2 separate regions of the Homo sapiens genome follow, and region 2 is linked to region 1. A link is a contact called in ENCODE Hi-C or POLR2A ChIA-PET data. All regions are on one chromosome and are shown on one strand. Each heading gives the region's core, a stretch centred on a gene start or an enhancer-like site at or near the end of the contact. The rest is flanking DNA. Distances are from core to core; before and after follow the strand shown.

Evidence for each region. Hi-C counts contacts between places; a loop is a spot of excess contacts on that map. ChIA-PET counts read pairs that join two places held with the same protein, here RNA polymerase II (POLR2A). Pooled maps may share reads with other maps.
Region 2: a map of PC-9 shows a loop between it and region 1 (7-fold over the local background). The contact joins the enhancer-like site here to the promoter of LINC02026 in region 1. A Hi-C loop is called at or near these places in 1 of 168 maps with a recorded cell type or tissue (PC-9) and 1 of 50 pooled maps. POLR2A ChIA-PET finds 5 or more read pairs at or near these places in 3 of 52 experiments (Caco-2, MCF 10A and activated CD8-positive, alpha-beta T cell).

The regions. Positions count from the first base shown.
Region 1 is chr3:193,999,092-194,006,169 of GRCh38, forward strand. It overlaps LINC02026 (long intergenic non-protein coding RNA 2026), which reads right to left and starts at 4,568. Exons shown (of 3, transcript NR_033944.1): 1 at 4,494-4,568. It overlaps LINC02028 (long intergenic non-protein coding RNA 2028), which reads right to left. Exons shown (of 3, transcript NR_136179.1): 3 at 6,365-6,563. RefSeq lists a silencer at 4,094-4,263 and an enhancer at 4,627-5,142.
Region 2 is chr3:193,942,441-193,949,413 of GRCh38, forward strand. LOC105374287 (a long non-coding RNA gene) reads right to left here and starts at 125. Exons shown (of 2, transcript XR_007096293.1): 1 at 1-125. RefSeq lists enhancers at 120-414, 588-2,249, 1,070-1,720. Within about 2 kb of position 4,656, at least 2 of the 41 ENCODE cell types and tissues checked have a DNase peak (open chromatin) inside an H3K27ac peak, as active enhancers do.

The DNA of each region.
Region 1 (7,078 bases), core at 3,318-5,817:
CCCTGGGAACTCCCAGGACAACCCAGAGGCAGTCCAGACAGCTGGGAGTCCTTTGCTGCGGGCAGGCTCCGGGTACAGTGCCCCTCAGAAGATCATCCCTACTCAGGTGGTGAGGCCTGGGGAAACTCAAGTTACTTTACCATGTACTTCAATAAGTGAGTCATCTCTTAGCCTTTTCTTCCCTAGATTGAATGATGCTCGTTCCATCAACTGGTTTATTAAACGCACCCTTTATTTCGCCATTATATGAGTGCATTTTGGTCCTCTGTTCAACTAGAAGTTACCTTATTTGTCTCTACCAGTGTACACACAGTAACCAACAAGTCGGACATTTACGAATACTTTAACAAGAATCGACCCAACAAATAATTTCCAGATCTCTATCAGTTATGCTCCTTACCATCCATCTTGACAGTGTACTGGCACTTACTACAATGGCCTAACATTTCCTATATCATTTGTGACTAACCGTGCATCCTTAGATCATTTTTCCACCACCCTTGAGTCAGACTAGCCTTTTTCCAGGTAATATTTGAGATATCCAAATTTTATTACTCCACACTTTTAATTACTGAATGTCATTCAGAATGTGCAAGAGTAGTCTTCTAGTTCTCAAGTTCAATGGGCCTTATATCCCTTTTCCAGAGTGCCAACAACTGTAACAATGTCATCAACACCTGCAACTGTATTCAGTTCACAACAGCCTCATTAAGTCATCATAAGAAAAAATAGAAATATTGCATATGCATGCATGTAGCATCTCTGGGAAAAGAAACTTTTAATGACGGCTGCACCTGCGGAAGGAGATGAGTTGAGAAGTTGATGGTGGGAGGCAGAACGTTCACTGTATACGTTTTTGAATCATTTTAATTTTTAGATCATGTGCATGTATTACTTTTTCAATTAAACTTTTTAAAAACTAGCTCTAAACAAACAAACAAAAAATAACAAAGAAAAAGACACAGCCCTGATCCCCTGGGCACTGGCCCTGACGGCTGCCTAGAGTTGATATTATACCCTATGGTGTCAAATGTCTCCTGTGTCATTGGCCCTATGGAATGCCTCACTGAATTCAAGATGGACTATGCAGTGACCTGCCTGGTTCCTGGCCCTCACAGCCCTCTCCCCAATAACTAGGGCAACATGACTTCCGCTTGTTGACTCAATGCTAGACCCAAGCCCCAGGACTAATCCTGTTCCCAGTCTGGAGAGATTTGACGGGCTAGCAGCTTGGGTTACTCTGTCTCAACCCACCTGGTTGCTGGCAGTGTCCTGCTCTTCGTGCTGTCTTGGCAGAGAGTGGTCCAGACCTTGTCTGGTGGAGACACACATCTCCATTTTTAGCTTGCTTGATTGTGAAATTTATCAAGGGGTAAAGAGGAGACAAGAGATACCTATTCGATCACAGCCTTCCCACTCTCCTCCATTTATTCACCAAATGCGGTTACTAAGAACCTTCTATGAGTAGGATACTAAACCAGCCTGGGCAGAAGCAAGTAAGAAGCAAATGAGTATACCAGTGCTCTCCAGGAACTCACAGTCTAGTAATAAACACTAATGGGCTGGGTGCAGTGGCTTATGCCTATAATTCCAGCACTTTGGGGGGTCAACTTGGGAGAATCACTTGAGGCCAGGAGTTCAAGACCAGCCTGGGCAAAAGAGTGAGACCCATCTCTACAGAAATAAATTTATTTTTAAATTAAACTTATTTATTTATGTATGTATGTATTTATTTATTTTGAGACAGGGTCTTGCTCTGTCACTCAGGCTGGAGTACAGTCACAGGCTGGAATGTGATCAGAGTTCACTGCAGCCTTGACCTCCCAGGCTCATGCAATCCTTGCACCTTAACCTCCGTATTAGCTGGGACCACAGACGAGCGCCACCATGCCTGGCTTATTTTTTTTTTTTTTATTTATTTTTTTTTTTGTAGAGATGGGGGTCTTCTTATGTTGCCCAGACTGGTCTCAAACTACTGGGCTCAAGCAAATCTCCTGCCTTGGCCTCCTGAAGTGCCGGTATTAAAGATGGAAGCCACCGTGTCTGGCCAAAAAATTTTTTTAAATTAGCCAGAGGCCAGGTGCAGCGGCTCACGCCTGTAATCCCAACAGTTTGGGAGGCTGAGGAAGGCAGATCACCTGAGGTCAGGAGTTCGAGACCAGCCTGGCCAACATGGTGAAACCCCCTCTCTACTAAAAATACAAAAATTAGCTGGGCATGGTGGCACACGCCTGTAATCCCAGCTACTCTGGAGGCTGAGACAGGAGAATCGCTTGAACCCAGGAGGCGGAGCTTGCAGTGAGCCGAGATGACGCCATTGCACTCCAGACTGGGCTACAGAGCAAGACTCTGTCTCAAAAAAATAAAATAAAATTAGCCAGGCATGGTGGCACACACCTGTAGTCCTAGTTACTTGGCAGGCTGAGGCAGGAGGATTGCTTGAGGCCAGGAGGATGAGGCTGCAGTAAGCCATTATCATGCCACGGCTCTCCAGCCTGGGTGACATTGTGAGACCCTGTCTCTAAAAAATAAATTAAACAAATAAAAAATAAAGACTGATGGAGTCCAACTCAAGAACTTTAATGCAAACAGGCAGGTGTGAGGGAAGAGAGAGGAAAGGATTGCTTTCAATCACCGGCAGCAAGATAAGGAGCAGTCCAGGAAAGTTTTCAGAAGGGGATGACATTGCTATTAAGACTTACGAGCTGAAGGGAATTCAGTAGCTGCAGATAGAGCCTTTCAGATCGAGGAGGTGGCCCGCGAAGGGGATTCCACTGTCACAAAACATAAAGGCTCTGCACTTCCGTTCCCCACTCCTCGGAGAAGGAGGGTAAAACACGAAGGCTCTGCACTTCCGTTCCCCCACTCCTCGGAGAAGGAGGGTGAGAAGAGCTGGGCCCTCAGAACCCAGGACCACATAAGAAGTTTTTTCTGTTTAAGACAGCCTTCTTCTCCACTATTTGTCTGGTAAATACCTCGTCTTCAAGCCCCAGCCTAAGGACGCCTCCTCCGGGAAGCCCACCATGACTTTTCCAGGCAGGGTTAGTTGTCCTGTCTGCTGCACTCCTACTACCCTCTGTTCTAGAGAGTTAGGGAAATTTAGAAGTTAGGCAAACAGGCTCTGCCACCATTCTGCCTGAGTTCAAATCCTTGCTCAGCCACTGCGTTGCTGAGTCATCTGAAGCAAGGCACTCCCCTCTCTGGGCCTCAGTTTTACCATCTGTTAAACGGCGTAACGATGGCACTGTCCTCCTGAAGTCACCGTGAGGATGAAACAAGGCAATGTCCCTAAACCAAGTGCCTGCCGTAGTGTCTGCTCTTGTTACTCATAACCATGGGCTGCTCTTACTGGACGGTGCTTGTGACCGCAAGAACCCTAAGGGCCAGGGCTATTCATCTCTGAATCTCTCTCTGCAGTGTTTAGAGGTGCTGTCCACAAGTCAGGTGTTCAATTTCTATCTTCTGAAGGACTGAACAAAACATGGCTATGAAAAGGGACAAAATGAATCAAGCCTTAATGCAAAGACACAGTAAATGCAGGTGAAATGACGGGAAAGGAGAAAGGAATGTAGGAAAGTAAATGGGGGAGAGGAGACGGTGCACCGCCTTCAGAGGAGAAAAATTCCTATTAAATTCCTGTTCCGCCTGTAATCTCAGCACTTTGGGAGGCCGAGTTGGGTGGATCACCTGAGGTCAGGAGTTCGAGACCAGCCTGACCAACATGGTGAAACCCCATCTCTACTAAAAATACAAAAATTAGCCAGGCCTGGTGGCAGGCGCTTGTAATCCCAGCTACTCGGGAGGCTGACGCTGGAGAATCCCTTGAACCCCGGAGGCGGAGGTTGCAGTGAGCCAAGATCTCACCACTGCACTCCAACCCGGACAACAGAGCGAGACTCTGTCTCAAAAAATAAAAAATTCTCGTTCATCTCTTAACGTGGGGACTTGCCCATTTATATTTGGACGGTATTTTTCTCTGGCTGTCCCACTTCCCGGGGCCTTGGAGCTCCCTCCCCCGCAGGGCGGCTTCTCTCCTCCTCCTCCCTCCTCCCTCCCGCTCCCAGGGGAAGGGCCGCGGCCGCAGCCCTGACCTCGCCTCCCACGCGGGCCAGCAGCCGGCCAGCCCGCGGGCGGGGCAGGAAGGGGGAGCCGAGGCTCCGGGCACCCGAGATCCTTAACTGCAGCTTCCAAAGCCCTGGCTGATCCTAATCAGTGTGGGAAAGGAGCGCCGGGCCCAGCCCGCCGGCCGGAGACGCCGCCTCTTTTCATAAACTTTATCGCCGCGGTGCACAGCCGCTGATAAAGCACCATAAATAAACGAGCGGGCGGGAGTGCGCGGCTGTCTGGAGGCTGCCGGAGCGCACGCCCTGCCTCGGCCCTGCAGCTCCCGGGGGAAATGAATCACACGCCGGGCTGCAAAGAGCAGCATGTTCTCCTCTCCAGACCAAGGCCGTAAATAATAATGCGTTCTTTCCCTACGTGGAGACCCTCACCTTTTGTCTTGTGCATTCCGTAAAAAGCTCAGGAGTTTCCTTCCGGCTGCCTGGCCTCCCCTCCTTGCCCCGGGGGGTTAGGAGTGCTCTGTTCTGACTTAGGCGTTTCCCTAGGGTGGAGCTCCTGGGCCTGGGTTGGGCCTGGGCGTGTGGCTCCGTGATCGTAAGTCCCCTCTGGCTCTTGCACAACAGACCGAGGCTGGAGCAGGGCAGGGAGGCCGCAGTGGGGCCTGGGTTAGGAGGGGGGTGGTTTGACATCTCTAGTGGTAAGTGATGGTGAGCCCGGTTCCCGCCGTGGTGGCCACGGACATGTGTGGTGGATAGCCTGCTGCAGCTGAGTCATCGAGGAACCCTGGGTACAGCTTATTCAGAGGCCAAGGGAGAGTGCATACCCTGATCACAAAGAAAGAAGACTTTGCCCCACTTGATGGCGTGTTCAGCAGGCCGCATGATCCGTGTCCCTTAGCTGTTGAAGTTTTGACTTGGGGGGTGCCCGAAGTTAATCTATGGTACAATTTTGGGGAGTAGAGTTTGAGGATGATTCCATGAACATGAAACAATCTAGAAAGTCAGTGGTGTGTGGAACAGCCCAAAGCAGGCCAGCTCCGCCACAAGGTCCAGTCTCTAACCCAACCCTGCTGCCACTCAGCTCTGTGGCCTCGGGCAGCCACTGCCCTTCTCTGAGCCTCAGTTTCCCCATCCTTCTAATGATCTCTAAAGAGATCTTCCAGCTCTTCTGCTCACTTAGTGAGAAATAACATCCTTGCTATAAATTCTTCCATTTCCGAGGTGTCCCAGCACAGGCCCCTCTGAAGAAACACTGTAATGTCCACTTAGAAGAAACCAGGGCGTGGGCCATTTCTGTAACTGACACCTCGTTAGCGAGATTAGCACTGGAAATTACCTCCTGGGGAGTTTACAGAGGTTCAGGAGCCCTCTAGCCAGAATAAAGTCAGCTTGTGAGGTAAAAAGATTTAAAAATAAAATCCAGTACTTGATTACAGCATTAGGTCAGTGTTTCTCTGCGCCCCAAGGATAAGCTCCATGGTGGCTGGGGTTCTGCTTCCTGTGAGAAGGATTGGCTGGCTTGAAACATCTCATCCCCAAAAGTCAAATGTTTCCTTTAGTGGGAAGCAGGGCCGGGAAGGAAGGAACTTCTGGTTGCAGCTCTAGAGAGTGGAATCTAGGAGTCCTGATAGATTATTTATGGTTCAGCACTCCTAGAGAGTGTGGATTTTGGGAGCTGACTCCTCCAGCCATGGCCAACAAGAGCCGATCACTCATGAAATAGAAATGAACAATGGCAGCCAGGCACCGTGGCTCACGCCTGTAATCCCAGCACTTTGGGAGGCGGAGGCGGGTGGATCACGAGGTCATGAGTTCTAGACCAGCCTGGCTAACATGGTGAAACCATGTCTCTACTAAAAATACAAAAATTAGCTGGGTGTAGTGGCGGGCGCCTATAATCCCAGCTACTCGGGAGGCTGAGGCAGGAGAATTGCTTGAACCGGTGAGGCGGAGGTCGCAATGAGCCGAGACAGTGCCACTGCACTTCAGCCTGGGCGACAGAGTGAGACTCCATCTAAAAAAAAACAAAAATAAAAAATAAAAGACATGAACAAAGGCCTGGTTCTTCTAGTACCCATTTCTGACACCACATGTCCCAGGAAACATGTGGCCCCAGACAGCCTTCATTTCCTGCTCTCCGGACAGAAGGCCACTCAGTCTTGTTTCCTTTATTTGCATAATGTCAAGAAAAATGAGTCACACCAGATTGTCATGTGTTAAGTAATATTGGCAAAGGTTTCCAACTGAGTTTAGAGTTGATTTCTTACCAAGGAACAATCACTCACTCTATTGCTGATTTATTACGATGTGAATGTGATCATTCTCTGAGTCTCAGTTTTCCATCCATGAATCCTTGTGATTTTTAATTTTTCATGTAGGACTGTCACGAGAAGTAAGATTTTTAAATTTCCAGAACAGAAATAGGTAAGGGAAACATCTAAGTGTGACTCCTCCAAAATCACTCTTGCTTCCAATTTTGTCTGCTGTTATGGAGGTCAGCAACTAAGGGAAAAAAAGGAGAAAACACATTAAAAAAAAAAAAGCCTGAATGTAAAAATAATTGGACTAACCTGCCAATTATTTTACAAAGAAGAGAAGCCCTAGTGTAGTGGTCCTGAAACTTTCAGAGTCACAGAGCTTTGTAGAATCTGATGAAAATCACATCCCCCACGCTCCTATGGAGATACAAATATATACTTGTCTTTGCAGGTCATTTCAGGTGTTCAAAGACCCCCTGAAGCCCCACCTAAGGGTCCTGTTAAGAACCTCTGCTCTGGAGAATATTAAAATGTTGAGCCTCTGTTTTCTAAACTGTGAAGAGGATATAGCACTCACTCCCAGCCAGCTTCGTGGAAGAGAAGGAAGAGGCTACATAGACCTGTGCTGTTAAAACATATTGGTTCTCTGCCTGGCAGACATGTAATATTGATGCAGTTCTATTACCATCATCTGCCACAGTCGTTCCCTATTCTGCTTCATGGGATGTAAATTTCTTTACAAGACAGAAGCAGCCCTGT
Region 2 (6,973 bases), core at 3,406-5,905, 57 kb before region 1:
AGCCTGTAATCCCAGCTACTCAGGAGGCTGAGGCAGGATAATCGCTTGAACCTGGGAGACGGAGGTTGCAGTGAGCCGAGATCGTGCCACTGCACTTCAGCCTGGGCCACAGAGGGAGACTCCATCTAAAAAAAAAAAAAAAAAAAAAGTCCCCTAAGTGTACAGTGACATTTATGGCATGCTCACTCACAGGGAAGGGTGAGACAGCAGTTCTTTCATGATTGACATTTTTGAGCTGACCGCAGCTCTGCTGCTTTCAACGTTTGCCCCAGGGTCATCTTTGCTCTCCCCAGGCCACCAGTGAGAGCAGAGCATGGAGATGGCCTGTGTCACTGTTCCCTTGGCCCAAACACCATTAGCTGGAAGTCTGTCACGCAGCCACATCTAACTGGAAAGGGGACTAGAAAGTATAATCTAGTTGTGGACCCAGGAAGCCCGTGACAGTGGGGATTCTAGGGAACTGCCAGCTATCTCTGCCAGTCAGGACCATTTATTTCAGGCTGGGCTCCTTCTGAATAGAAAAGCAGCCGGAGGCCCAGGCGAGGCAAGTGAGGGAGGAAGGGAGCAGCCGTCAGCCTGCAGTGCACTCAAGCCAGCCTCACTTTTTGGGTAAAGCCAATTTCACTCCAGTAGATACAGAGGCCTGGAACCCCTGGATAAGGAGGCCTCCACATTTCTCCCTGTCTATGAGAAGGTGAGAGAGAAGGTTCAAGAAGGCTTTTTCACAAGCAAACCATCAGGCCCCCCAGGGTGTAATTTGGAAACCCCCTGGCTTTCCCTGGCTTTCCCTGGCTTTGCCCTCGGCCCTTGGTCCCTCCTCCTACCCTGTTTTCAGCCCATTTCTCTAGGCATGCACCAGTGGCCAGGACTACCACGTTGCCTGACACCTCGGCTCGGTGCCTCGCCTGTGGGCCACTTTGGGCCGGAGCTACTGATGGGAGCTGATTCAAGAGCCTGGCCCAGCCCTGTGGCTTTGATGGGCTTTCATCCTCCCGCCTGCGCTCCTTGGCTGGACGCCTGGGGAGCTGCATAGCCTTGCCCCGGGCTATCTGCTTTCAGTGGGAGAGGTCCTTCTCTCTGAATACAGGAGGACCCGGAGGTGAGGAGGTGAGACTTGGGCACTCTCGTCTCTGCAGCCTGAGAGCTGAGCCTGCGCCAAAGCCATCTGCCTTCACCCAGCTTTCCCAAGGAGCAGACAAGATAAAGGACAGACGGAATGAACACTGAACAACTTGTTAATGATTTTATTGCAGGTTAAATCAAATGTCTCCAGTAAAACTACAGGAGAACTGCTTTAACCTTACCCTGCTGTAAATATGTATTAACTCAATTACTATCAGCAATTAAGGCCTAGTTTGGGAACACTGGTCTGAGACAAAAAAGACATTATCATCCTGGGAAATGAATCCAGAATAAAAGGAATTTATTCCACCTGAGCTAATGAGCAGCTGTATGGGGATGGAAATGAAGGCCTTTGCCTCGGAATTGCTTTTGACCGTTCATACAGGGAGAGGAGAAAAGGTTCGCCTTTACGTAAAGCTCTTGGAAGCACATTAGGGACATTGTTACAATGCAAATGAGGAAGACCGTTGTGTTTGGGTGGTTTATGGGTTTAGTAAAAGGAGTAACATTTCAATTAGTGGGGAAGGAATGAGAACCTGCCTCAAAGAGGCTTAATTGGCAACTTGGCTTTCCCAGGGGGCTTTGAAGTAGCATCAGAGAAGGAAAGTTTTCAGAGATGGGTGGAGAATAGAGCAACTATAGGGCCCTTGCTGTGCCTGTGAGAGGGCAGATGGGGTGCTCAGAAGGTAAAACCCACAGCACTACACAAATCCCAGCCCCGCGCGAGCGCCCGCTCCAGTCTTCCGGGCTTCTGAGTGGTTTTCTCCACGCCGCTTCTCCCAGCTCCCCCCTGAGAGCGTCAGGACCCAGCCGTTTCTAAAGCAGGCAGCCTCCACGAAGCCATCTCGCTTCAAAGGCTGCAGCCCTAACCTCACCAGTGTGGAATTCCTTTTTTCCTTCTCAAGAGCCCCTGTTGCTGGGTCTCGAAGTTTAGTCCAGCAAACTGGGGAATTCAACTCCTAATTGCAGTGAGTTATGGGGGAGGGTGCAATATTGCATACAAATGTGTATTTTCTGTGCATGTGTGTTCAAGGACTACAAAGTCTGAAGACTGAGGATTCAAGTATGATCGTACCTTAGGGCAAGGGATTGCACAGGTGACTCGTCAAGGTGGGGCTCTCAGATTTCACAAGTCGCAAAGGCATCCAGATCGACATTATCCTACGGTCTCGTCTTTCCTAGCCGTGGCATCCTCATGAGGTCTTTGTCATGTAATTCATGCTCACAAGTCACTCAAATCTTCATGCATCTTGACTGATTTGAGGTTTTACTTCTTAATTCAGTCATTCACAGGGTATGGCAAACTTTTTGTTTTCTAACATGGAGGAACTCTCCAAAGGAAATGTTACAGATAATATGCCAAGATAATCGTTTGCAATGAAGTCTGGAAGAAAATTCAGCTAACCCTGTGTTTTAGCTGCAAGAGAGCAATCTGACCAGGGGTTTGGAGAGCTGTCCAAACCAAGCCTCTAAGTGGTATGCTGGTCTTTCTGAGCTTGAGAAAAAAAGAATGAAGAACTTCCAAGTGACTCCACCAGTCCCTCGGTTCTCTTGATGTTGACTTTGGGGAGAACGAGTTCAACACCCTTCCCATATGCGCATCTGTGAACGTGGATTGGATTTTGCTTGAGATCTTAGCACTGAACCCTGAACTAAAGGAGGCACTATGCCTCCATCTGAAGCAATCAGTCCCCAAAGCACAGGACTCTGAGCCAGGCTCTCTCCCTTCATCCTCCCCTCTCCTGCGGGTGGCTTCTCCTGGAACACTGGCTCATATCTCTGGAGCCTGTGGTTTGGGGATTGCCATTAGCCAACTACAACAGAGCCTGGAGAGTTTACTTTGGGTCTAAAATGGGAACTGGACCCACTCTCTGAGTAATGCTCATCACTCAGCAGGTCTCAGCCGGTGGCCTACAACTTTACAATTGACCCCTCTTCCCACCACCGTGGGTTGCTGTGTAGAGCAATCACTTCCCTCCTAAGCCTCATCTCCTGCTGCCTCCTCAAAGTTGCGATGGTTAGAAAACATGGCATCTGTATGCACCCTGCACGTTCTTGCATGCCAGGAAAGCTGAGCCACCATGCAGTCGCATGGCATGTCCGATCCGTCATGCCACTGTGAGGAAACAGGACGAGGACCAGAAAATCAGCACAGCAACATAAGTTCCTGACTGCTGCTGTGAGTGGACCGGAGATGCTGCACCAGTGACCCAGTCACTGCAGCAACTAGAAGCTGGGATTGACTGGATGCCTTGGGACAGCACAGAATCCATTTCAAGTGCTGAAAAGGACCTTAATAATATTCTAACCAACATACGGATGGGAAACGGAGGCCCGGAGAGGGAAGATTCCTACCCGGGTGCCTGCAGGGAGAGAAGGGCAGAGCTGAGACCCAAACCCAGGTGGGGGTACTGAGGCCAGTGCCCCCTTCTAATATGACTGAATCTCAGCTTCACTTTCCAGTGTGTTTTTGCCTTGGCGAGGGTGGAAATGAGTTTCCAAAACTCTGCAAAGAGAGAGGTATGCGGAGGGGCCAGACAAAGCCCGTGAGCATTTACCATAGATCTCTCTAAAATGGATAATCAATCAAGACGTTGTTGTATACTCTTGCCTCCTTGAGGGAGCATCTTGTGTACTTTCTCCTTGTTCCTCAGACCCCTTCACTATAACCAAGGTTGCCTCTGTGGTGAGTTCGTTAACGCTCGGGAGAAAATTCTCACATTAGAGCATTATTTTCAAAATGCACTCTTCAATGTCCAAAATATTTCCATTCCCAATATCTCACAGTCTTTTTTATTTTTTTATTTTTTCTATAATTTCAACTTTTATTTTATATTCAGAGGGTACGTGTGCAGGTTTATTACCTGGGTATATTGCAAGATGGTGAGGTTTGGGGACACAATTAACCCTGTTACCCAGGTACTGAGCATAGTACCCAATAGTTCGTTTTCCAACCCTTGTCCCCCTCTCCCCCTCCAGTAGTCCTCAGTTTCTATTACCGTCTTGATGTCCACGAGTACCCAGTGTTTAGCTCCTACGCCTAAGAAACAATATGCAATATTTGATTATCTGTTCCTGCATTAATTTACTTAGGATAACAGCCTCCAGCTGCATCCATGTTGCTGCAAGGACATGGTTTCACTCTTTTTATGGATGTGTAGTATTCTATGGTGTATATGTACCACATTTTCTTGATCCAATCTACCAGTGGTGGGCACCTAGGTTGATTCCCTGTCTTTGCTATGTGAACAGTGCAGCAATTAACATATGAGTGCATGTTGCATAACCTTTAAAGGCAAAAAGACATGCTCTATTATCCCATTTTTACAAAGAGGAAATGGGTTTTCAAGAGGTAAAGTAACTTGCCAAAAGCCACGCTCCCCACAAGTGGCTCATACAGACCTAAAGCCAAGTCTAGATCGAAGTCCAACACTTTGCAGAATTCTAGCTTCCAGCAGGAAACAACCTGACTTAGACAATACCTCATTATTTACTTCTCCTCTCTGGGGACAATGAAATTAATGTTCCTTTGAAACATGAGAGTTTGGATAGATGACCACATGTACTTGTCACCACCTCCTCTTCTCTCCTACACCTGGTGTACAGGCAAGGCTTTGAAGAATATAGTGAGTCATTGCAGTCCCCCATCCCTCTTTCAAAATTCCCTGCAGCCGATGAGACCGCTGTCCACACTCACAAACTTACCCTCCCCATTGAGAGTCTGGCATCATCGACGTCTCTCTCAGAGCCTGCCTACAGAGGGGCTGGCCATTGTTCTTGGATAGATGGCTAGACCTTTCAGCCTTCTGTTTTAAAGAAACAGGATGTGGCCAGGCGCAGTGGCTCATGCCTGTAATCCCAGCACTTTGGGAGGCTGAGGCGGGCGGATCACCTGAGGTCAGGAATTCGAGACCAGCCTGGCCAACATGGTGAAACCCCATCTCTACTAAAAAATACAAAAATTAGCCGGGTGTGGTGGCAGGCACCTTAACCCCAGCTACTTGGGAGGCAGAGGCAGGAGAATCATTTGAACCTGGGAGGCGGAGGTTGCAGTGAGCCGAGATCAAGCCATTGCACTCAAACCTGGAGGACAAGAGCGAGGAAAAAAAGAACAAGACATGAGAAAACACGTCAGGCAATCTGGGGTTATGCAGAGGCGATAAAGTCTCTTCATCAATTTTGCTACTTGGGAGTTTCTTCTGGAACATATGAGAAAAGAAGTGAATAGCTAAAGGTGGAAAAGATGAGCTAAGCCAGAGTGTTCACTCCCTGGACTAGAGTCTCGCCAGTAAAGTAGATAACAGAAAATATTTCAAAGATGAGACAAGCAGCAAATAAACCACTGAGAGAATAAAAAATGACTTCCTCCCAAATTTCTTCCCCCCTAAAAATACAAAAGATACAAGATATGTGGTTTTTTTTTTTTTTTTTTTTTTTGAGACGGAGTCTGGCTCTGTTGCCAGGCTGGAGGGCAGTGGCGCGATCTCGGCTCACTGAAGCCTCCGCCTCCCAGGTTCAAGCGATTCTCCTGCCTCAGCGTCCTAAGTAGCTGGGACTACAGGCATATGCCACCACACCCAGCTAATTTTTTTGTACTTTTAGTACCTTTGTACTTTTGTACCATGTTGGCCAGGATGGTCTCCATCTCCTGACCTTGTGATCTACCTGCCTCGGCCTTCCAAAGTGCCGAGATTACAGGCATGAGCCACCGCACCCAGCCCTCATGTGTGCTGCTTATATCTGACATAGGAGACATTGAACTCACACTCCGAATCTTGAGATATTAAAAGTTTTAAGAGATAAATGAGTTCCTCTTAGACAATTATACCTTTATGTCTGCCAGACTCAAATGGGATTTTCTGTAGAATCGTATGGTATATGAAAATCTTCTTTTATTGCAGCCGTTGGAGATGTGTGTGAGTATGTGTGTGTGTACATGCATATTATGCATGAAATTTTGTATCTTCGTTCAAGCTGTCACCCATCTCTCATCTGGAAAATGGCAATGGGATTAAAAGTGCCCCTGGCCTTGAGCCAACCTCTGCCAACTGTGTCTAAGATGCACATCTCACCACTTCCTCCCTTTGGCTGACACCTGCCCAGAGCTCCCCATTGTCCACCTGATAGAGTCTACCCTCCATAGACATAAAACCCCCAGTCCTTCTTCAACCCTCCATGCTCATCATTTCCTGCCTCACAGTTTATGTGCCAAGCAACACGGGGCTCTTCCTAGTTTCCTGCCCTGGTGTCTTTTCTCCTCCATAACCTTGCTTATGCTAGCATCTCTTCCAGGACCCAACATGCTTCTCCCACCTGGACCCCTATTCTCCTACAATGCCCTGGGTGTATCTGTAACTAGCACTTAGAATCACCTGTTCTGGTGTCTGTGTCTGCCACTAAACACACAATGTATGAAGAATATCATACATCAAAAACCACCCAAATCTTAAGTATACAACCAGCCAAATGTTTTCAAATTTCAACCAGCACCCAGAACAAAAAGCAGCCACTATATTTTTGAGGTCAGAGGCTGAGTTTTGTTCATCTTTGTAACTTTAGCACCATGACCAGTAGCTGGCATGCAGTATGTATGGTACCAAATGGTTGTGGAATTAATCAATGAATGGTTATTTCACTGTCTTTTCCTTCTGTTTCACTCATTTACGTTTTCTAACTATTCTCACTTTACCTAAGTTGACCAACAGGATAATTCAGGATTTCTCGCCCAGGCTTTGAGAGCTTGAGTTCTGAATGCTGAGGGTTGTGAAGGAATGTTGGTAGTTAGGGGAAGAAGCATGGGGAGCAGCTTGGCTGCTGACCACCAAACCTGGATAGGCAACTTGGTAAGATC